Linked DNA regions of Mus musculus: all the other regions are linked to region 3. The links are chromatin loops, found by intact Hi-C in ENCODE. Cell type or tissue: heart. All regions are shown on one strand.

The links. Hi-C counts contacts between places; a loop is a spot of excess contacts. Peaks named below come from ENCODE experiments on the same cell type or tissue, not always from the same donor. Only the 100,000 strongest peaks of a DNase experiment are listed, where the experiment ranks them.
Region 1: it touches region 3 in a loop (7-fold over the local background); 19 of 42 quality-filtered maps call a loop at or near these places.
Region 2: a loop joins it to region 3, with 7 times the contacts of the local background. A loop is called at or near these places in 14 of 42 quality-filtered maps.

What each region holds. Positions count from the first base shown.
Region 1 is chr2:94,031,416-94,039,415 of GRCm38, forward strand. Hsd17b12 (hydroxysteroid (17-beta) dehydrogenase 12) reads right to left here. Exons shown (of 11, transcript NM_019657.4): 10 at 2,512-2,661; 11 at 1,282-2,246. The coding sequence ends at 2,142. Among named protein-coding and RNA genes, the nearest start is that of Alkbh3, 25 kb to the left of the region's middle. In heart, a CTCF peak has its summit at 4,467 (motif pointing right); no DNase peak of the experiment used is centred here.
Region 2 is chr2:94,050,092-94,058,091 of GRCm38, forward strand. Hsd17b12 (hydroxysteroid (17-beta) dehydrogenase 12) reads right to left here. Exons shown (of 11, transcript NM_019657.4): 7 at 2,163-2,197. Among named protein-coding and RNA genes, the nearest start is that of Alkbh3, 43 kb to the left of the region's middle. In heart, a CTCF peak has its summit at 4,913; no DNase peak of the experiment used is centred here.
Region 3 is chr2:94,286,347-94,294,346 of GRCm38, forward strand. No RefSeq gene overlaps it. Among named protein-coding and RNA genes, the nearest start is that of Mir670hg, 25 kb to the left of the region's middle. In heart, a CTCF peak has its summit at 4,357 (motif pointing left); a DNase peak (open chromatin) is centred at 4,355; H3K4me3 peaks cover 239 bases; H3K27ac peaks cover 958 bases.

The DNA.
Region 1 (8,000 bases), 250 kb before region 3:
GTTGAGGGAATACAGGAAGAGTTGGAAAGTGGCGATGGGGGTAGATATGATCAGAGTTCATGGTGCGAATGTGTGAAATTTTCAAGAGAAAGTCTTGTTCTCTAGCCCAGGCTGACACCAAACAGGCGATGAAATTTTCAAGAGAAAGTCTTGTTCTCTAGCCCAGGCTGACACCAAACAGGCGATGAAATTTTCAAGAGAAAGTCTTGTTCTCTAGCCCAGGCTGACACCAAACAGTCGATGCTAGGGATACAGGTCAGTGTAAGGCACTGAGTGCAGTCTTCAGGATCATCAAGAGCAAAGGTATAAAAAAGTTTACTAAAGAGAACCAGGAGGCCACCATACCTTTAACACTAGCACTTGTGAGGTAGAGGCAGGAGGATTCCAAGACCAAGGCCATCGTCAGCTACAAAGTGAGTCCTAGGCCAGTATAGGATACTTGAGAACACAGAGAATGTAAAGTTGTCAACAGAAAGCTGAACTTTGTGACTCTACAAAATATGCTTCACTGTTAAATGACTTTGAGCACGTGTTTTTAGTGAAACTTTTCTTTCAAGACACTTACGTGGAATGTATGTTTTCTGGTCATCGGCTTCACTGAGTGTTAAATATAAGAGAACATATTACCCGTTACAGCAGAAAGCCAGAACAGGGAAGTTGTGAAGCTGCTAAGGGGCCTCCCAGCTAGGACTACAGCTACCTTCTTACAGGAAACAGAGTCTGCACCCTGCAGTGGATTATGCTTGTAGAGAAATCCTTCCCCTTTGCCTATAGGTGAGAACCCACCACATCTCAACCAAAACTATCAGACCAGCCAGAGTGGAAGCACACAGAAGAGATACCACCCAGGCTACCAGTTCTATAGCAAAACGATGGGAGTCGGGGGAAGGAGCAAACAAGTGCTTTTCAGAGAGCTAAATGTATACAACTTAAATGGCTCCTAGTTGGGGACTAATAGAAGAGTCCTACATAATGATTTTGGGAGCAGATAGCATTTTGTGTGCACATGTTTGGGTGGGGGAGCTGTTTTACTAGCTTGTGAAACCAGTAGTTAGAAATATTTAAATACTTACTTCCATCAATTAAAATTTTAAGTAGATTTGGTGGTCTTTCAAATTAGGAATTGATTGAAACCTATGCACACAATGACTGTCCAAATGAACATTTCACAGAACTAGTTCTTCTTTGTGCATGCTTTGACACCTATAGTCAGACTTAGCTTACTTTAAGGCAGTGTGACTGGGGCTTTAGTTTTCCACTATCAAAAATACACTTTCATTTCAACACCACAGTTACATCATCTTTTATTAAAAGCAGATATATGAATTCTAAATATGAGACACCATCTTAGAAAGAACATGTTTCCATGACCCCACCACCCACCCCAGAAGGAGTCTGCCATCCTAGGCAAGTATCCGGGTGCAGTGCAGACACAACGAATGCTGTGTGTCCACACAGGCTGCTTTCCTGGATCCTGCGGTACCACAGGATGTTGTTGGTCTTGATGTACACTTTGGCCCACTTACCTCTACATTCCGGGCACACTATATAGCATTCAGTATTTACATACATTTGAACAGAGCAGACATGATGTGTGGTCCAAGAATAACATTTTGTGGACTTACGTGTTAGAAAGAACTCCATGTTTCAATTCTCTTTTTATGTCTTAGCCACCTTTGAGAAGACCAGTGCCACATAAATACGAAGCTGGGACATACACTTAGAAAAGCTCACAGAACTCGATGTAAACTACACTGAATCTGCCCATAACAAATTAATCGAGCCCTGTTCCCTCTAATGCTAAAATAAAAAATGCACTTTATAGTAGCTTCCAGACCAAATATAATGTGGTCATTGGCACTGTGGGCCAGATGGGTCTGTGTCTACCGCTGTCATTCTGGGATTTGTTCCTTTTTGTCAAAGGAACATACATTTGCCAAGAACATTTACATTAAACTTCAAATTACTCCTGGTTGTATCCAGAATATATGTTAGGAGCCTCTAAAAGGAATTTGTTTTCTGCCAACTATGCCATGTTAGTAATTACTGAGACAACAGTGAAGACTCTGGGGACAGGCAGGTGCCCAGTGTATAGGCACAGGTCAAACACCTGGCCAAGGGGCCCAATAACTCAGCAGCACTTAGTTCTTCTTCCTTTTCTTCAGGTAGCGATTCCGCAAAGACTTGCTGAAACCCATGATTATTTTAAAATACATCCAACGAGGCATGATTGAGTTTATTGAGCCCTAGGGAAAGAAATGGGGGAGATATATAAGCACAGCTCACAACTGAGTAAAACTTAAGAAAAGCCTATCTGCCACCTTCTAATTCTCTACATTATTATTTACAGAGATTTAAAAATTCTTAGGTATATAGTTTGAAATATAAATATCTTTTTTAGGATTAAAGATGTGTACCACTTTGTCAAAGTATATGTCTTGATGCTAAGAAATCATATAGAAAGAAAAGCCCAAACTGGAAAATATGTTTAAGATTTGGAAATGTACATACCATGAGAGAGTGGATCACATATCCAGTGGTTCGGGTCTGCAAACCTACTGTTTTAATTGCAGACTTCACAAATGTCTCTGCAGAGGGCTTATCCAAAGTCGGCTTCTGTATTTTTGCCAGTTTTGTAGCTACAAGGTATGGCATGACACTCTAGAATCCACCACATACAAAAAGAGAAAAGACAACACATGCCATTGATTAGGAAGGCTACAAAACTGAGTGTGATACCTGCCTGACTGCTGATGATAGCAGAAGCATCCTCATGATATCTGGAGTTCACATCTTTAGAGCAGTGGGAGAGACATGCTATCTAAAGCCAACTTCACAGAACATATAATACCAAAAACATGAACTGCAATACAGTGATGACCTATGGGTAAAATAGAATTGGAGGCCGGGATAAAATGAAACAAAACACAAGCCAGCATTTCTGAATCTTTAAAAGGAAAGGAATGGCAGAAACCTGAGGGGCTGAGGCTCAGGATGTCCTTCCTATCCAGGTCAAGAGGGACTCTGCTGTGCAGTCAAGCAGCGTGAGGTTTCTAATGTCTCACTGGGACAACTCTGCGCCACCACGCCTGAGGAATTACACTTGTTCTATGAGCTTTAGTCCTTCACAGATGAAAATCCACTTTCCTGGCCTTTGGTCACCACTTCTCTTCCCCGGTGTTTTAACGTCCTGCTCCTGAAGTTTTATAAACTGCTAATGTTAAGATGGGACCATATCTTTTTTGCCCTCTTCTGTTTGGGGAAGAGATGAAAAGAAAATAAGACAACAGCCTGGGTGACGAGAAGTCACCTGACAGGACAGATGTGGTGGTGAATCGAAACATGAGCTTTTCCAGGCATTTCACAAATGTGATGTTCTCTACTGCATATGCCCCCTGTATTTTGGCCATGACACAACATGGAACACAAAGAACCCTCGTTATAATAAGTTCTGGGAGTCATGATGAGAGAGGTCCTCCTGTGAAACAAAAGATCCAGGTGTACAGTAGCCCACCAAACCGTTGTTCCTCTCACAAGGGTGAAAAGAAGGGGTGAAGTCCGCTGGCATTGCTATTTAAGAAAAAGTAACAGTTCAATATGTGGCTAAAATGAAACAAACAAACAAACAAACAAACAAACAAACAAACAAACACCACCAAAAACTCACACTACAAATAATGCTGAGGTCTCTCCACACTTTGGATTTCTTTACTGCAAAGACTGGAAGGAACAGCCCCACATCTCTTTGGGGATTTGTTTACACGTGTATTTTTTCACACATAATTTTGTATTCTTCTCACTACCAAGTGTAAGTCAAAGAATACAGCTTACCACCCTTACTGTGGGAGCTGAGCCTGCAACCCATCTATTCAGTCTACCTGGGGCCGTCCTCCACCTTCCCCACCTATAGGAGGCAAGTCCACTGAGTCAGCAGTCACTAGAGCACACCAGCAGTTGGAGTGACTCTGACTTCTGACTTCTGAGGATTTATTTATTAGAACTATTAGTATACATCACTCTTTAATGAGAAAGATGTCTTGTCAAGTCTTTAGTCCACTTTGTCTCATCAGTATTTAGGCAGACTGGGGAAGTCTCAGGTTGACAAACTGAACTGTGGGGTCCAATTGTTACGTTGTTTGTTCACTACCTAAAGAGCAGGGCAGGACAGACCTGTGTAAACTCTGACATCAGGTAACACCATGCACGTGCACAGCTTTCCTCATCTTTTTTGCTGTATGCTTCCTGGTTATATGGAAGCCCAAGAAGGCCTTTCCAGAGGACACAGTCTACAAGGAGTTCTGGGAAGCCCTGAGCTCCCGAGATGGAGCCAGTCTGTAACTATGCCTTTCACTTGTGAAGAATGCATTGCACTGTTCTTTCATCCATTGTTCTGCTCGTTCAGAAAGCATAAGCAGCATACAAGGGACTATTTTGATACTGCAGCATTCAGTTGCACTGCCTGACTGAACCACATGGTGGCACCACAAGATAACTCATGGCTTTAGGGTTCAGCTGGCTTGTGGTGGGGTTCTGAAGGAGCCTCCAGCTACTGGGGGTGGAGAAAGACATGCGTCCTTGGGAGTTCCTAGTCAAGTTATATTTTCCCAACTAAAACATGGAAATTCTAAGCTGGAAGGCTATGTACCTGTACCCTGGATATAAAATCAAGGTGTCCAACAGTGGCCTATTTGAAGTACGATGGCTTCAGAGGCGAGTGAGGCAGGGCTTTGTGGGTAAGTCCTAAAGACAGTTGAGGAGTCAGCTAGGTACAACAACGTAAAGGAACAACACGGGTAGAGAGGAGCTGTGAGGAGCAAGGCATTTTCAGGGACTGCAAGGAATTTGGTATAGTCCAAAAGAAAGTTAGTTCAAGCACTAGGCATGTTCTTGAACACAAGCTCAAGAAGACAGTCATGTCACCTCCATTCTCAGTGCTGAGAATAGCACGAGGTACGCAGGGGAGTGAAGGCAGTGTGGACTGAGGTAGGGGAGTGAAGGCAGTGTGGACTGAGGCAGGGGAGTGAAGGCAGTGTGGACTGAGGTAGTAGGGGAGTGAAGGCAGTGTGGACTGAGGTAGTAGGGGAGTGAAGGCAGTGTGGACTGAGGCAGGGGAGTGAAGGCAGTGTGGACTGAGGTAGTAGGGGAGTGAAGGCAGTGTGGACTGAGGCAGGGGAGTGAAGGCAGTGTGGACTGAGGCAGGGGAGTGAAGGCAGTGTGGACTGAGGCAGGGGAGTGAAGGCAGTGTGGACTGAGGCAGGGGAGTGAAGGCAGTGTGGACTGAAGGCAGTGTGGCCTGGCAATTCAGATGCAGAGCACCAAGCAGCACTAAGGACCTTCCCACTGAGCCAGCAATCTAAACATTCTGAAGCTTAAGGAAGATCATCTGCCTCAAGAAAGCAAATCTACTGATCTAGCTGTGAAGGGTATTAAAAGGAATATGTGAAATGTAAGTTAATCTTTTATGTCAAAAGCCATCAAAGTAAATAAATGCCCAAGAAACAATAATTAATCCATCTTCCGCCTTTGCAGGAAAGGATTATGAGAAACAAATCAGAAATACATCTATACTTTTACAGAAAGTTTTCAAAGCAATAAAACTTAAAGGCCACTTACACCCAACAAGTCACCATTATAAGTTTTGCCCCCTCAGAAACAACCTGACCCTGACAGCCACAGCTGTGGGCAAGTATCTTGATTTCCAAATTTAGAATCTTCAACTGGAAATAATTAGTTAGGCCATAGGGCAAAAGGTGATGATGCTATGTGTGTGCTCAACTTATTAAATAAAACAGATCACAGTTGGTATGTTGTTATCCTCGTATCCACTAGAATAGACTACTTAGACTATGGTCTTCATAGAGCATGTGCTGCGGAGGGAGTCCCGATTCAGGAAAGGAAAGGGAAGAAAAGGGGAAAGGGGAAAGGGGAAAGGGGAAAGGGGAAAAGGGAAAGGGGAAAGGGGAAAGGGGAAAGGCAAGACAAGGCAAGACAAGGCACTACAACTGGACAACTGGATGCTGGAAGACAAGACACATGGCAGACACGAAAGAACCAAACACCGAGTCTCAAAACTTCGCATGGCAGAGCCAGCTAGGAACTAAATATCCTTCTCAAACCTAAAAACGATCAGACCTTTCCATTTTGAGCAAGGTTCTACCTGTGGCACCTAATCTTGTTAATGTGCCCTTCTCTAGATTCACTTGGTCCCTCCCCGCTTCCCCATCTTCCTTCTGGTCCAGCCAAGTAAAGAGCAAGGGAAAGCCAACTCCAGGGCAGTTTCAGCATTAGGCTGACAATAGTCAGCACACAGCTGTTTGCTTTGTCTTCTTTCTTTTCCAAGGGGTGTGTGTGTGTGTGTGTGTGTGTGTGTGTGTGTGTGTGTTATGCATGTACTAGTTAGATGGCTCTGTTTTCAGGAGTCTTTCTTTGATTACTCTCCACCTTTATTATTTTAGGACATTAAACTTTTTTTCTATTTTTGGGACTTGTTGAGCCTGAAGCTGGCCAACAGGCTTCGGGAACCTGCTTGGTTTTCCCTCCTTCTCCAGAGCTGGAGTTGGAGGCATAATGCACAGCTTCTCTTCACACTGACTGGGCTCTCTCTCCAGCCTGGACACATTCTTAAGGCAAAGGCTGTGGCTCTATGAGTTTTGGGAAACTTCACTTAAGTCTGTGTCTTCATTTATCTTCATTTAGGATCTGAAGTCCTCCCAAGCACATGGCTAACTAAACACGTACAGTATAGCTTGGCTGCTTGCCGTTCTCTACTTGCAGACTATCAGTCTTTCCATAAAAGCCTCCTGATTAACTCAGGGGTTACAAGAATTCTTTGAGTGACTACTAATCCTACAAAGAACTTGCCTTTAACATATGAAATGTGTATGTTAATATTTACGGGGGGGGGAACTGACCCCCCCCCCCAATCTAGTAATTTATCTGAATGTATCCTAGAAGATGTTTAGGTACCTGTGATACAACCATGTAAAAAACAGACCCTGATTTTACAGAGGGATGTGGGCAGAGTATTGATGATAGACTATTTCTGCAATTAGGCTTAGATAAGGTCATATATAAGCAATGCTCTCACACAAGGGATGGAAGCTAGCCCAGAGATATCTGATTGCAGACCCTTGTAAACTGAGGAACAGCTGAGTGTGGAAATCAAAGCACCATGGGTCATACAACTCAAGAGTTTTACTCTGAAGACATGAGAAGCTTTGGTGGAATTTTAAGCAGGGAAGTGAAATGACTGGAGTTTGCTTTACCAACTCTGGCTACGGTGAACAGACACTATCTTATCAGCAAAGATAGCAGTAGTGGGGTGTTCTAGTTAGTGAATCTATTGCTGTGTTAAACACCATGGCCATAAGTAACTTGGGGAGTAAAGGGTTTATTTCAGCTTACAGTTATAGTCGGTTCATTATCTGGGGAAGTCAGGATAAGAAGCCCAACAGTGCAGGAGCCTGAAGTCAGGAACTGACGCATAAGCCATGGAAGAACACTGCCTATTGGCTTGCTTCTCATCATTTGCTCGGCCCTCCTCCCTGACCCCATCAATCAAGAAAATGCCCTACAGGCCAATCTGGTGGGGGTGTTTTCTCAACTGAGGCTCCTTCTTTCCAAGTGACTCTAGAGGAGTCACATGGAAAGCTGCTTATCTAGCCCAGGAGGCCAAATAGAGAGATGGTCCAAAGTAAGATGCAATGGCAGTAGTGTCGTGAGATGCAGCCAGACTGGACACATCTTCAGAATAGACTTGATTTAGTGCTCTGTGATCAACAGACTGCAGACCTTTTGCCTTGGAGTTATATAAGCCTGGATCAGTAAATTTCCCTATACTTTCTCCACCTGCTGAGATGTACAGCACTATCGCTATAGGGGGTCATTGTACTCATGTTTTCTTGTTCACTGCCTGTTTTTCTTGCTACCATATTCCCAACTACCATACCCAATACTACACTCTACATACTTCCTGACTGGAGATATGTGAAACATAATAC
Region 2 (8,000 bases), 240 kb before region 3:
AACAACTAACACTGCTGCTCTCCTTTGCAGTAAGTTGCAGCTTATTACAGGTGGAGTTCTGGACAGCAGAATGTGATATACACTCCTTCCAGAGCTGACCCATGAAGCCTCCCCTAACATTATTCTGATTCTCTTCCTTTACCTGTTAGCTGGGTGAAAAACTCTTTCTTAAGATAAGACCTTAAAGATTTATGCCAGAGCCCATAGATGGAGGGAGCCTGAGATTCCTCAAGGACAAGGTGGAGAAAAAAGGGGAAAATAAATCTTTAACCTGATAAGCCATGTAGGTAGGGATTAATCTATTAGTGTAGTTAGCACACCTTGACGAATATACCTAATAACTCCTAAAGCTCCATTGGACATAGATGCCCGTTCTAATACAAAGTACTGATTAATAAACTCTACATACATGTCTAACTAGTCCTTAGTAAGCCTCCGCCCAACCCCCATTTTTCTATGACTCTAGCTTTCCACAGCTTCTGATGGCTTTCTACCAGGTCATTTCTCAACCCAACTTAATTTCTTGAACCACAAGGACTGAACTCATGTGGATTCTCCAAGCTGGGTTCTGCTGGATAAGCATGAATTCCCCTTCACACTATTCCTTCATACCCAGTGTCAGCTCTGACCGGGTGCTGCTGCTGGGTCTAGCGATGGCCATAGGTCTCTAGCTCTACCTCTGCACCATGCACTTCACAGCATCTCATCTCACTAAGCTAAAGGGGTGGGGTGGGGTGGGGTGGGGTGGGGTGGGGTGGGGGGATGGGGCTACTTTCAACTAACCCAGTGCACTGGGCCAAGCATTCTATGAATCCAATACTTTTTGCTCCTGGAAATGAGTTCATCGCCATCATTTCCTTTTACATAGTTTTCACCAACAAACTTAAAAAAAAATTCTTTCATAATACTTCTATGGCTTACAATTTTGATGGCCTTGTTTTGTTTAATTGGTGAAGATGGAATACATGGCTTGCTAGGCAAATGATGTAATACTGAACACCTACCCCAAGTCCAAAGATTTCTTTATAACACCATTTGCAGATGTCAAAACTCAGATTAAGACAGTGACCCAAATATCATCCTTATTGGACTCTACTCTGTCCTGGTTCTAGAGTTCTGGCATGACCACTGGCTTGCCCACTGCCAATTTCATGTCCTATCATCGGCGCATACCCTGCCCCAGTCAATACTCCACTTGAAGGCTTTAAAGGGAAACTTTACTAAAATAAGGCAACTAGAATATACAAATCAATACATGTAAAATACAACTACAACTAATTTTGCTGAAAAAGTTTCCCAATTATTGTACATGATCAAAAAAATGGACTTCTGAGCCCCATTCCCTCACAGCCACATGCTAGAATGAAGCAGAACATATAGGTGGAGTCAGTAGCATAAACTGCATTCCTCCCGGTCTGTTAACAGAAGTGGATATTTGATTCCTCCTCTATCAAAGCTTTGATGGAGCTTGAAATTAAAGTAACAAATTGGTCCAACATTCAAACCCAACTCTCTTTGGCAGGTTTTCTTTGAAGGCCTAAGCAATATCTAGATTCTTCTGAGAAGGAGACTGAGAAGTTTAGTTATATTTTACACTCAGTGCTGTCTCACATGTAGAAACGCAACCACAAATTTCTCAATAAAATGAAGACATTTGGGGTATTCTACTGCACCCAATTCCAACTGGCCCTTTCCTCCTAGAGTTAGTTTGACAGTTGGTCACTTCACATCATGATTAGCCTCTCATGTATCCATTCCCCCAGCAAGAATGAGAACACCAGAGGAAGGTATATAGTTTCAGGACATTCTACCGAATTAGGCTCTAAGTAGCTATAGCTTTAAGGAGGCATTCCTAGGAATATCCCAGGAACTCTATCCACCCCCTCAGAATAGCAGGCAATTGAGTTAGTGATGGTGACTCAGGCTGGCTTTTTAATCCTGATCTAAAGGAACCACCACAACCCTAGAGAGGGAAATAAAAAAGTCTAGTGGAAAAGGCCTCCGCCACCAATGACTCATGCTCCACTGTGTGACTCGCCTGGTGCTAAGACAGAGAGTTAGGCTCATTAGTCACTTTAATGAAATTCTCAAAGAAAGGATTCTCCCTATAAATAATAATGAGCTCTGCAAGCACGGTGTTTGTGTGTGAGCGTGTGACTCACCTTTCTACCATGCCAGGCAGCACCAAGCGTGTCACCTGCAAAAGAGAAAACAAAACATTAGTGATGGCTGAGGACACAAGCCACAAAAGAGTGAAAGACACCCACACATGCCAAAGAAAAGGAACTCACGAAGCCAGCCACCATTCTATAGAGAGAGGCTTATCTTATACCGTGTTAGGAGTTCATTAAGAGAATGCTGTGGCAAAGTGAACGTGGCTAAGATTAGCCTTGCCTGAAAAGTAAGGCTGGCATGGGCGCCTTCAAATAACTAGGGCTCTATGGGAAGTGGGCATCTCTTCAGTCCTTCCCAGAAAAGTCGGAACGTTATCACCCGTAACAGCATCCTGCCTACCAAGCTGATGTAAGTGATCTCATCTTAAGGACTCAAGTCATCTTTTCTGAAGGCTTCGGGGGAAGAGGATGCCAGCAGGTGAGATGTGAGTAAATGCCAAGTGCATTCATTTCTTCTGAGGTCCACAGTTATGAGCAAAACACACCGAAACCATCTGTGGCCTCTAGTGACCGACCATGAAAGGTGATGTGTGGAATTTAGCAACTTCATAATCACCGGCCAAAGACACGATGTCAACACAGGCGGCCACGAAACTCTTGGGAGATACTATTCTTCAAGACAAGTTAGAAGTGCAATCTTTGTCAAGAAGACCTCAGTTAAACAAGTCTTGGTTCAGCTTGTTTCGGCTCTCTAAACAACACAAGAAGTTGAAATGCTTGCTAAGTATAGACATTCTAAGCCTTTTATTTTGAATACTATCAACCACCAATTAAAATGATAGCATTTTGATAAAAGATTGTTTTTGATGGAAATATTCAGAAGCAAAAGATCATGAAGACTTTCTGCAGCAAAGTGTGCGATGTGGATGTCTGAGTCCAAGGTGGTGCATGCACTTGTCAGTGTAAGTTGTCACCGTATCAGTAAAACAGTGTGGGCTGACACATCTCCAATTTCAAAGTAAAAGAATATCCTCAGAGTTTCGGGGAAGTACTTCAGTAGAAGTAAAGATTCGACCAAATCTTCTGGCCCAGATAAAAAGGAGAAACTGTAAGAGCAAGCATAGGGTGAAGCTTCCCGCATCGCATCCCTCCTCTTTACACACATCTGTATTTTTACATAACTCATCCTCATAGGGTGACGAAGCAGGCAGCCAGCTGTCCTCCAGCATTTGCTCTTTCCTTGCAGATGAAGGTCTAGAGCACACAACCTTTTTCCCATTCTTGGTACCTCCCATAAAAAAAAAATGTATTACAATTTCTCTGACAACTGCACATGGCCTACAACTATCTAGTTTATAAGAAGTAGGACATACAATGTCTTGGTTGTGGACTCGAGAAGAGGAAAACAGCTTATGTTTTCCCTCTTCTTTGTAGGCAGAATGTAGTAGAGAGAAGGAGCCTTTGTTTGACCCCAAGGGGAACGTGATATACTGTAGGGTGGCAGGAGGGATAAGGGGAGGATACTTACTGATAAAGGAGTCACTGTGTAGTACCCTCAGCCCTGCTCCCCTCAGCACCCTGACTAACTGACCCATTTTGACTTTAACTTGTGATTGTATCTCTGTTATAGGATATAATCAATATTCTTTTTGTTTGTTTTGCAGTGTTGGGCATGAACCTTGAGGGTTTTTGCCCATATTAAGCAGGTATAGGCCACTGCCCAACCTTTTAACCAAAAATTCTAACTAGTAAGATTAACCATTTATGCTGATAAAGACTGACCCATGTTCACTCTTCTCCCCAAAAAGAGAATTCCACAAGCAATAGGTTAAATATTTTACAGTTCTGGGCTTCAAATTCAATGTGATGAAACCAAGTCAAAGTAAAGGTAATGTCACAGTCTATCTTTCCAACAGTTACCTCTCTCTCCTCTTCAAGTTAATACTAATTTCAACTTTGCTAATTTATTTCCCAAGCTTTGTCTTTCCAGAGGCAAACAGCAGCTGTTTAATTCATACCCAGTGATGTAAGGCCACTGTGGGACGCACTCACCACAGTTCTAGTTTCAGGCCTTCCTATGGCAGTGGGACTCTGAGCTAGGTTCTTTTTTTCTGAAGTCAGTATGTTAAATGAAGATCTACATTATATGTTATTACTTTCTTAACTTGGAATGAAGGTAGGTAGGTGTGTGTGTGTGTGTGTGTGTGTGTGTGTGTGTGTGTGTGTGTCATCCCACACATGGGACATCAGAGACTTCTGAAGGGACACTCGTGTTCCCACTATCCTTTTAGGATGTAGCACAACCGAGTCTTCAATGCTTCCCTTAAGCAGGGTATGTCCCACAATTTTGAGCCAAGAACAGCAATAAATTTTGAGGTCATCCATTTTAACTAACCATACATAAGTTTTTGGATAATTCTTTCATTATTTTAAAATGTTTCATTTGTGATCTTCTTGGGGTACTGTAAAAGCTCTTAAGATTAGGCTGTAATGATGATTAAAACTCTTTATATTTACCCCCAAACAAGCAAAGAAACAAAACCTGAACACTCAAAGCAGGAGAGTTTTACAAATTCATAATGCTTTAAGAGACCTCTCTATATAATATGTGGCTAGTTCAAGGAACTGAAATCATAGTTTACAAAACTCAGGAGGTAAAAAGGCATAAAAATAATTTCTGCATATCAACTGAGAACTGGAAGCAACAGCTTTGAGTAAGGAGCTATCCTTCTGTTTTATCTGCAGCCACTAGGTTGGGAGGGAAGAACTCAGGACCCATAATGAGATGCTTCTATGAGCAGACAGGGGGCACTAGTGCTTAGGGAAAGGAGCACTTAGAGCTAGAAGCCAGGCAGAGCTTCACAGACTGTTTTGGTTAAGTTATAAAAGCATAAACAGGAGATCACTTGACAGTAAATAAATGCCAGAAGGAACAAATGCAAAAAAGCAAACCATGAAGGAATAAATATTTTCTATTGAATTACTAGACTTCTTTGTTTGATGTATTAAAAAAATAAAGAGATGTAAGAAAAATATGTACAACTGGTTAGATGCATCATGTAACCTGCATCTGTAGAAGACATCAGGGTCAGACATTCACACAAGTCATTCACACAGGCATACTGTGGAGTATTTCACTGCAAAGGACGAATGCAACCTTAAGAGTATCTGAAAATGGTCTGTATTTATGAGCATTACACTCTGACTAACCAAGGTAACCAGCAAGCAACTGTATCTGAAAGGGGCTCTATTTGCACATTTCACTAGGGGACCGTAATGCTTAGCTAAAATATTAGGAAATTGTCTCCAAACATTTTCATAGAAGTTATTATTACTCAGTTTCCCAAAGCCCCGAGTTCACCAGAAACAGAAGTGAGGAAAATGAAGATGAACTTTAAAAGTGTGCTTTCTCGTGTGTGCATACATGCATGCATGTGTGTGCCCTTACATGTGTATCCATCTGTATTAAGGAAGTAAGACCTGTTAACGAAGAGTAGCTAAGTGGAGCTCAGAAGAGCAGCTGGTTAGCGCTTGTAGTAGCTTTCCTACACAAAGAGGAGAATGAACGAGATTTGTAGGTACCAATTTGACCTGGAGAATTCAAGCAAGTATAACCACAATTTAACTTTTGGCTGAAATACTGGGGAAATATAAACCAGAAGCTTATATTTTCCATTATGCCACACCATGTTTCTGCTCTGGGTGAAAAATTATCCAGAAAATGTTTAGACATCATGAAACTTCACATGATACTTAATTATATTTAAAAATTATATCAGGAACATGTTAAGACTTAAATGCCTTTTTGATTAATTAATATGTACTGACATAACCAAATATATTCTTTCTAAATATAAATTAAAATGAAAGGTTTGAGAAACTCAAGGCAAAAGAATAACAGTGCTTTGGGTAGCTCATTGTTAAAGAGCCAAAAGTACATACTGACTACCTAATGACCAGACAGCACACCAGCAAAGATACAACCTTTACAGGTAAAAGTGATTGATGGTTCTTCTGAAGGCTCACTATTCTCATATTTACTTCTGGATGCAAGGAAGTGGAAGTTCATTTAAAAGAATTAAAAAGTCAGCCAGGAACAACACTGAAAAGCCACAGGAAGTTAAGTTGAACTCTTCATGTTTTTATACAAACAACTAAGGTTTTCATTAATACCTTTCCTGATAATCAAATTCTAAGTCTTAAATCCAACTCCAGGCCATCTGTATTTGGGCATGTGTTACACATCATTTTAAAATATTCAACATATAAGTAGACAGACTTCCCTGTGCTGACATTAAATTCTCTTTAGCATCATACTTACATGGGACATTTAAACTAAGTTGTTAAGTCCCATTTCACTGTGTATTTATTGATTAGGCTCTTGATATCTGGGTATTAATACTCAGATACCAAGTACTGCCATGAACTTTCACTGTGCATCTGCACTGCATCTCACAGCTCACATGGTGTTTCTGGAGCTAATTCATATGCTAATTTTAGGCCATGTGCAGGTGATAATTACTATGCCAGGAAGTTTGTTGTTTCTCTTTACATATTTCCTAAAATGATATTATTACAACTTGTGAGGTTGGTGGTTGAGAATATTAGGTAGGTAGTAGTAATAAACATGAGCTCTACACTTGTTTCCTCTCCCCTGAGACAGACAGCCTCCACAAGTGCGTAGTAAGCAACTTTCACTCCTTTTTGTGGTGGCTTGAAGGAGAATGTCCCCCATAGGCTCCTGCACTGAATACCTGCTTCCCAGGTGGTGCTGCTGTTTGAGGTTTAGGAGGGATGGCCTTGTTGGAGGAAGTATGACACTGTAAGCAGCTTTGAGGGCTTAAATACTCCCGTCATTTCCAGTTTGCTCTGGGTGTGGTACAAGATGTGAACTCTTAGGCTAAGAGTTCACTGCTCCAGTCCTAGGCCTGCAGCTATAAGCCACACTTTCCCACCATAATGGATTCTTAATCCTCTGGAACCATAGGCCCTAATACTATCTTAGTCATGGTGTCTTATCGTAGCAACAGAAAAGTAACTAAGACAGTTTTCCCCCAGGTAGGTCAAAGACACCACAACAGAACTTTTATCATAATGAGACTTTCAAAGTTTGCAGCAAAAAACAAGTTTTTTTTTTTTTTAGTAATGTTTTCATTAATCCACACCACAAAAACGAAGACACTTTAAAGTCTAAAAAGTTAATCTACATTGTTATCTCACATGTAGCTCTAGTAACACTTCATAGGCAAGCTGGCCTACAGTACATAAATGTACACAGACACATGAATGGCTTCATAACAGCTGAAATCAGAATTCCTTGGAGGAAACCACATACCCATTTTCAGGTAGATTTACTGGTACAGATATGTATATTCTAGTTAGAAAAAATATGAAGTTCATTTACCTCATACAAAATCACAATCAGTATTATTAAATCATTAAAAATAGACTTCCTGGCCTAGAAAATACTTGAAAATGTATTAAAATGTAGCCATCTGTTGCCAGGATTACACAGAATTTATTTTCTTCTTAGTGCTCATATAGTTTTCAAATATCTTTGGCAACAATCTTGCAATGCTTTTATAATTAGTAAAGCCCTTACAAACTTATTTCTTTAAAAAACAAAAACAAAAAAACAAAACCAGAAACAGAAACAAAACTGTCAAAGCCTACTCTGGGTATCTCTACTTCTGCAGTGGCAGTCACTGCTGACAGAAGGAACCCAGGTACCTATCTAGGTGTTTCTACTCTTTGGTATGAAAATTGATATAACACACATTACTTTATCACATAACTTCTGGTACTTGGTCATCTGTTCCAACACTGCTATAATGCTCTAAGGCTCTAGTGAAAAGAGCCAGACAAGGCTCTGCATTCCTTTAGTCA
Region 3 (8,000 bases):
TAAGACAACCTGGGGCATTCTTGGGACAGTCATTGGAAACCCCTGGTTCCCTGACAGTGTCTTGAGCCCCGATTGAGCACTCTGAGTTTGTTATACTCTGCTGTTAGCTCTGGAGTTACACCACGGTCTTAATGTTCCCTGTGGTCCTTATGAAAGCTCCTGTTGGTGGATCAGGTGGGCACAGTTCGGGAAGGTTGGGTTGGAGGGGAGCCTGCAGGCTGACAGACAGTCCCAGTGACTGAACGGTGGTGGTGGAGATAACGATGGAAAGCCTGGTTTTATAAGGAGGACACCCTAGCAGAAGCATCTGTGCGTAGCACAAGAGGCCAGAAGATGCTGCCATCCCCCAACCTCTGCACAGGGTAACTGGGTGACCTGAATCAGTGAGCTTTGTGCATAACCCGCCTCACTATGGAATTAAACAAGGAACTCTTGCCAAACTCAAAATCTGTGCTTAGCAAATGCTAGTTCTGATCATCACTAAAGTAAGTTGTGGATGGAAGGAATTGAAGAGAAGTGGGCAGGTCTGACAACTGTAAAAAGACCCAGGAGGGAAGAGCCGAGATGGAGGTTGGTGATGGACCCTGCTCTCCCTCTTCCCTTGCTCGCCCTCCTCTAACCCCATCTGTTGGTAACAGCTTCAAGGTACAGTTCACATTCCATATGGTTCAGCCACTGAAATCAGACAACTCTAAATAGTTCTGGCTATATCCCCACTGTGGTGCAGAGATCACTACAAGCCATAGTAGGACATTTCTGTCGGCTCAAAACAAAGGTTGGAGGTTCAGCTTGGTGGAAGAGCACTTGCCTAGTACGCAGCTTCCATTGACAGCTCTTCCAGCAATCAAACAAGCGGCCCCTCTGCCTTCATCAGCTGTCACCCCCAACTGTCATCATCCCAATTCAGGGAACCCACTAAAATCTATTTCCTATCTCTATGTTCCTAGGTTAGCCTAGCTTGGCAACTTCATTAGAAATGCATACCAGCCAGAATAAAAACGGCTTTTTATTTTATCTGGAAGGAAACTTCAAGACAGTAAGAGCAGTCATGGTAGACGGTCAGACATCAGTGACAGATGTGCACACATGTGTACACATGTGCATGTGTACCTGTGTTTCCATGTGTATGAGGTGAGGAAGGGGCAGGGCTGGCAGGCTCAGAGTTTACATCCTTAGAATAATCCCCAGCTTGTTTTTCCACTCGAGACGTGCTTAGAAGGGAAAATGCCAAAAGCCAGCAGAAAACAGAATCCAGGAGGTTGCCAGTGAGTCACTCATGGCTCAGGCCCTGCTGCGCAGAGCAAGGCTGGGAAATCTCTGTCCTTGGGGCTCCCCTCTCCAGTGAGGACCAGCTGACAGAGTGAAGGCGCAGGAAGAAGGGGGCCACACAGCGCTGATCTGGAGGTAACCGGTGGAGTGGAGCAAGGGATATGAGAGTGGAGCAGACTGTCACAATGACAATGTCGAATCAGTGAAAGGGATGGAGGACCACACAGAAGACTGTGTAGAGAGGCCATGGAAAGGGCTCTTGTCTGTGGGGCACACAGAAATGCGCAAGGAGGATCCGAGAGGCATCTGTGTCTTTTAGTGTGGGCATCACTGGATGGCAGGGAGATGCAGTCGGGGCTCCTGCATGGCAGCCCCACAATAGAATTAAATGACCTATCAAGGACAACTTTTGCTTTTAAAATTCTTTTCCATGCCTTCTGAGTCAAACAGAGAAAAACAGCCGGGAGTGTCAGGAGCCCACCACACCCTGTTTACTCACTGCAGGAGACTTCACCCAGGGCTCTGGGCATGCACTGCAGGGGCTGGGCTCTACCTCCCCAGGCCCTATTTTTAGTCCTTAGTAAAGAAAATTATTACTTGGATAACGGTAGGTGGCACACAGATGTGACAAAGACGGTGGTGACTGGATGAAAACTGAGCTAGAGGAGTGTCAGAATCACTGTCAGCTCAGCCCGTGTGTGACTCATGGATTACCACATGGGAAACTCCATTGAACTCAGTCTGAGTGGCTTCCAACCCCTCAGACCTCAATCACTCACAGACACTACGTGTGGGGATGCCTCTACTTCCTGGACTTCCTGTCGGAGTGGAAAGGACAGCTTTTTTACAGATCTGTCCCTCTCACCAGACCTAGTATCTGCCCTGTCCTCCGGCCCTCGAGGCACACAGGATCCATTAGTCCTTATTAACTAAAGGCAGGAAAGGATGATTGAGCAAACAGTTGTCGGCTCGTTATTGCCCCAGCATAGTAGGTAGCTGCCCTACACATCTGTTTACGAATTCATTGCAGAACTGAGCACCCGAAACAGTGCCAGGCGCCCTGCCCTTAACTTTCTTGAGCCAGCTTCATTTTTAGTCAATAATCAATTTACTTGTTGCACACAGCAGAATCAAGATGCTGTGGATGGTGGGGAGATGTGATCTCTTCTCTTGACTTTCAAGTGGGGCATGCTGGACCCAGCAGATCCCCGACTCCTTCCTCCTCTGAAAGGTCGATTTCTGGGACACTTTGGGCCATTTACAGTTTGGAGCGTCTCCCCAGGTGTAAATCGATTTTGATAGTATTTTACCAACAAGGTGGTCCTGAGTCACCTTGGTAAAGGTGAATGGATGAGACGGTGAGGGACCGAGTAAATGGGTGATGTAATGCTTCTCCAGCTCAGGGGGACATGGTCTGGCTCCTTTGCCTTAGCTAGGGATTGTCCTGCCTGAAGGTTAAAGATTCAGGTCTGCCAAGGGAAGTCCTAAGCCCCAAGCTTTGTTTAACCTGGCAAACATGGACAAAAATACCCATGCTAGTAAAATCCTCTCCCACTGGGAGCCCCTGGGCTTGTGGCTGGGTTAGTAGCAGAGGCCTTTGGGCAGGTGACCCAAGAGGCTGACCACTTGCTCTCCAGAGTACAGAACACCCTGCTGCTCCCTCCCTCAGGAATGTGGGCAGTGCATTGTTGGCATGGTGACCAGCCAGCCTGTCTCCCCCCCCTCCTCTGCATCCCGAGAAGTAGAATGGGGGCCCTGCCAGCTCCACTGGCTCCAAATGGTAGGGAGAGCCCAGTCCAGGAACTGAGGGGGCCTGGAGCTCAACACTGCCCGGGAACAATGAAGCTGTTGCCCTGGCAACAGAGAGTGGCCTCTCCCTGGGCCTCAAGGCTGAGTCTGGGAATAGGTGTCTTAAGAACAGGAGGTGGGAACAGAGGGGTCTGGGCTGTTCTCAGAGCTGCCTGCCTCTAAGGAAGGATGCAGAGATTTTCTCCAGAGATGACCGGAGCCTTCCGGCCCACTCTTCAGGACCATTGTTGGAGACATTGCTGTGGTGTCCTTCATTAAGGGCAGGAAACAGTCAGGCTATCTGACTAGGACCTGTCTCTGAGTCCCACTCCCCTCTCACAGATTCTGGTCGGGGGAGTGGATGATAAAGTTTTGCACATGAAGGTGACTGGATGACAGCTGTAACTGCGGGGGCACCCTGAGAACTGTAGACCGTGGGTGCTGAGGCCACGGGGTAGAGTGTGGTCCTGATACACTGTATGGCCATGTCCTCTGCCCTCTGAGCCTGAAAGCTAACAGACCCCTTTCCCAGAGGCCTTTGGAGGGTTCTAAAAGCGTTTACTTCTTGAATGAGACAGTTCAACTTCACAATCAGATGCAAGACCCCAGGGAAGTCATCTCTATGCGTGGTGTGCAGTCCCCTCAGCTATAGAGTTGGCATGGTACCAGGATGGTGTGTTGGCATTGAACAGGCCAGATATCCCTAGACTTGGGGACATAGGAGTGTCTGGCCCCACTGTTTCTCCCTCCAGAATACTGCAGCACAGGTGTTTCTTGGCATTACACAAACTGTCTAGATGGATGTCCACAGTGGCCCCCATTCTTCCTGAAATCCCTCCCCTATGCTTATTAACCTCTCCGGAACAGTGTTCAAGAAAAGCATCCATCCCCTCTGTCTTGGTGATGCTGTCTTTAGGAAGGGGTAGTTGCAGGCTCTCCTCATCTGTCTGCATTTCCCCATTTCTCTTTTGAATTTCAGTTGATTTTTTCTATCAAGAAAAATGAAGAAATAAGGGTGAGGTGCTCCTTGAAAAGGGCCTGCAAGCTCAGAGGCATTGGTGGGCATCTTGTCCCAAAGGTGCCCCTGCCTTTGTGCATATTGCATTTGACTGGAGGGAAGTGGCAGGGGTACACCTGCACAGTGGCTGGCCCACCCACACCTTGCATCCTATGGCTTGCCCACCTCCATAATCAGCACCCAATATCACGATTAGGAAGCCTGCGTGGGCGTTGGGGGAGATGAAGGCTGGAGACAGGCTCATAGCCACTGTCCCCTGTCAGAACTCGTGGCTCCCTCTTGTGGCCACGAGGTCTTATGACCAGTGGATTTCCATCCCATGTCCTTGGTGGCTAGCTGCTGAGAGCTATCCTCCTTAGGAAAGGACACACCAGGCCAGACTGGTTTCTGAGTTGGCCTGCCCTGACCCTTGTGCAGACAAATTAAATTCATATCTAGAGTGAGTCTGCTTGGAACCCCAGCACTCTTTCCTGCTCCTTCCTAAACAAGAACCTTGGTGAAATTTAATGCTCACTGGAAGACTGTCTGCAAACTGCGCTGCTGAGCTGCTGCTGGGTAGAGGGGCAGCCTCTCGTCCATGTCTGAGAGCGAGGAAGATCGCCTGAGAAGGACTTTCTGAAGGTCTCTGTGGGTCTCAGTACTAGGCTGTGCCTGTCAAAGTCTCTGGGGGTAGACACTTAGAGACTGAAAGGCCAGTTGCAACTCTCCGATGCTTCCACTCAGAACTTCATGCCCATTCAGATCTGAGGTCCTCCTCTTGGACCCAAATGATATGCAGATTATGGGCTCATCGCATTTGGCTAGCATCCATATCATCTCCAAGGACTCAAAGACTTAAAAAAACAAACCCCAGCGAAAGCTAACAGGAATGTTCTTCGGCACCCTGTGCAGCTCCTTCCTTCCCTGCAGTCACTGTGGGAGGAGCAGGTGTTGTCTTTGGTTTTGTCTAGGGCTCCTTTGGGCTGTCCTCAGGGACTGATTTAAAACTACAAAAGAATTTCAGGCTCATTTCCCCCCCTAAGCGCATCCCATTTCTGCCCCCAGAGTGACCCAGCTCTGTCATCCTCCTTAGTCACCAGCTTTGGGTCCAAATGAGTGTTAGCTGTTTCCACAATCTCCTTCCCCTTGCAAGGCACAGACATGTCACCCTGGGAGTATTCAGCATTTGGATGACTGTGACTGCCGGTGGGCAGGCGGTGTTGCTGCAGGAGCTTTTGAGTCTTCCCTCTGCATTCACAGGGGGAAGGGAATGCCCAAGTATCATGTTCTGGGGCGACTACTTTGTAGAGTTTGATGGTTTGGTAACTAGATGATGATGAGTTATGAACAGCTGACCTAGGGGACACCCACAGGGCTAAAAGATGTAAAAGACAGAGCAGGTGTGGTGGCCAGGAGTATTAATTAACTGGAGGGACACTCAGGCCTAGGGATGCTGCTTAGTCGGTCCAGTGCTTGCCTGATGTGTGCTAAGCCCTGGGTTCCATCCCTAGTGCCACATAAGCAGAGTGTGGTGGTACATGGTCTAATCCCAGCACATAGGATTCAGTAAGATCCAAAAGTCACAGCTGCCATTGGCTAAGTAGTGAATTCAGGGCAAGCTTGGGTTCCATAAGGTAGGTTGGGGTGGTTATTAAAGATACTCAGGCACTTGTTCTGGATCTGGGTAAGACAGGATCTCCAGGCCATGGAATGCTACAATTGAGGATATGCAGGGTGATGCTAGGTCATCGATGCCCTTAAAGTTAATTCTTCTTCTTCTTCTTCTTCTTCTTCTTCTTCTTCTTCTTCTTCTTCTTCTTCTTCTTCTTCTTCTTCTTCTTCTTCTTCTTCTTCTTCTTCTTCTTCTTCTCCCTCCTCCTCCTCTTCCTCCTCCTCTTCCTCCTCCTCCTCCTCCTCCTTTTCCTCCTCCTCCTCTCCCCCACCCCCCTCTCTATCTCCATATCTCTGTCTGTGCATATAGAGGCCAGAGGTGGACATCCATTGTCTTCCTCAATCAATTTCTGCTTCATTCTTTGAGATGGGCTCTCTCACTGAGCCTGGAACTCATCACTGCTGCTATAATAACTAGCCAGTGAGCTCCAGCAAGCCCCAGGATCATCTTGTCTCTATCCCCAGTGCCTGGATTACAGGCACACAGCCATGCCCATCATTTCAGTGGGTGCTGGGAATGGAACTCAGGATCTTCTGTTTGCACAGCAAGCACTTTATTGAGCAAGTCACCTCCTCAGAGCCTGGGTATCCATCTCCTGAAGGATGCGTGGTTTGCAGGTTATTTTCTGCCATCCTTTGGGCTGCCTTTGACTGTTGACAGCACCTTAAACACAAACATTTTAAAAGCAGATGCAGCCCAATTTGTCTGCTTGCTTTTTTTTTCTTTTACCGAATATACCATAGTTATTCTTAATACTGTCTCTTGCATTCCATCTGTGATATCCTTTAGTTCACAACCTTGGGCTTCACCCCTCATCCCCGAGGCCAATCCTCTTCCATCCATCACCCATTCAGCTACAGATCAACTGTTCACAGCACCATATAAGGAAACTCACTACAAACCAGCCCCACTAGGAGAGGAGGATGTATCGATGACTTTGAGCAAGACAGGGCCTGTCGTTCAGGACGTTTTCATCTCATGAGTGGATACAGCTGATAGGTACAGGTGGGTTATCGTGAAGGTGGTTTAAAAACACTTCCAGTGTTCCCTGTTGCCAGTGGTCGCTGAGTACCTCCGGGTTGTGACCCCTTTGGGGATGAATGACCCTTTCTACAGAGGTCATGTATCAGATTTTCACACTATGATTCATAACAGCAGCAAAATTAGTTATGAAGTAGTAGCAAAAGTAATTTTGTTGATGAGGATCAATCCCTACAACATGAAGAACTGGATTAAAGGGCCACAGCATGAGAAGGTTGAGAACCACTGCTGTGCATATGGGCAGGTTTGACCCACAGAGGAGGAACTGTGGGGACATGGGGAAGTGCCCTAGCAGGACTCCCCAAACACTGTGGGTGGGAAGTTGGCCTCCCTTGGTGCTTCTCATGGTACTCCATTTGGTTTTGAGATGGGGTTTCACTGTGCAATCCAGGCTGGCACTGAACTCATGCTGGGTTCATGGAACTCCTCAATTTCTTGAGTACTATTAGAGAGAGTCAAACCCAGCCCTGCCAGTTCTCATTCTTCCTCACTCAGGCCATGGTGTGATGTGACCCTTTCTTCCTACATATGCTCCTGCTATGATATGCCACTGTCTGTTGCACAACTTGGGACCAGCCCTCCTGATCTTAGACTTGAGCCTTCCAAGTGATAATCTAAATACACATTTTCCTCTGTATAAGAGAATGGCCTCAAGCCAGGTGGTGGCACTTGCCTTTAATGCCAGCAGTTGGGAAGCAGAGGCAGAGGGATCACTGAGTTTGAGGCCAGTGAGTTCCAGGACAGCCAGGGCTATGCAGAGAACCCTGTCTTGAAAAACAAAATGGGAGAGAGAGAGAGCTCAAGTACTTTGTTGTAGTTGTGTAAAGCTGGTTAACCATGTGTTCCTTTCACAACTCACCCCCTGGCACCTTCCATCATGAAGACTGAGCCACGAAGCCCATTAGCATGGTGAAGGTGGTTGGTACCTCCCAGAACAATGTCCTCAGAAAGAGAGTGGGGACATGTTGCAAGAAGGATTCTTTGCACATAAGAAAAGGATATAGAGCAGTTCAGGGATGAGGAAGAGGCCAGGAGTCTGGACCAGATAGTGATGGCAGGGTGCACAGTAGCCAGCAAGAGGAGCGGGGTCTTTCCTGTGAGGGTCAGACCTGACAGAAGAAAATTCAGGCGGCACCAAAGAACACCTACCAGCTTCCCCTCTGCAGCCCACTGCCATCCTCTCTTGGGATGCTGGCTTTCCTCTTCAGCACAGACCATGTACTAGAGGACCTG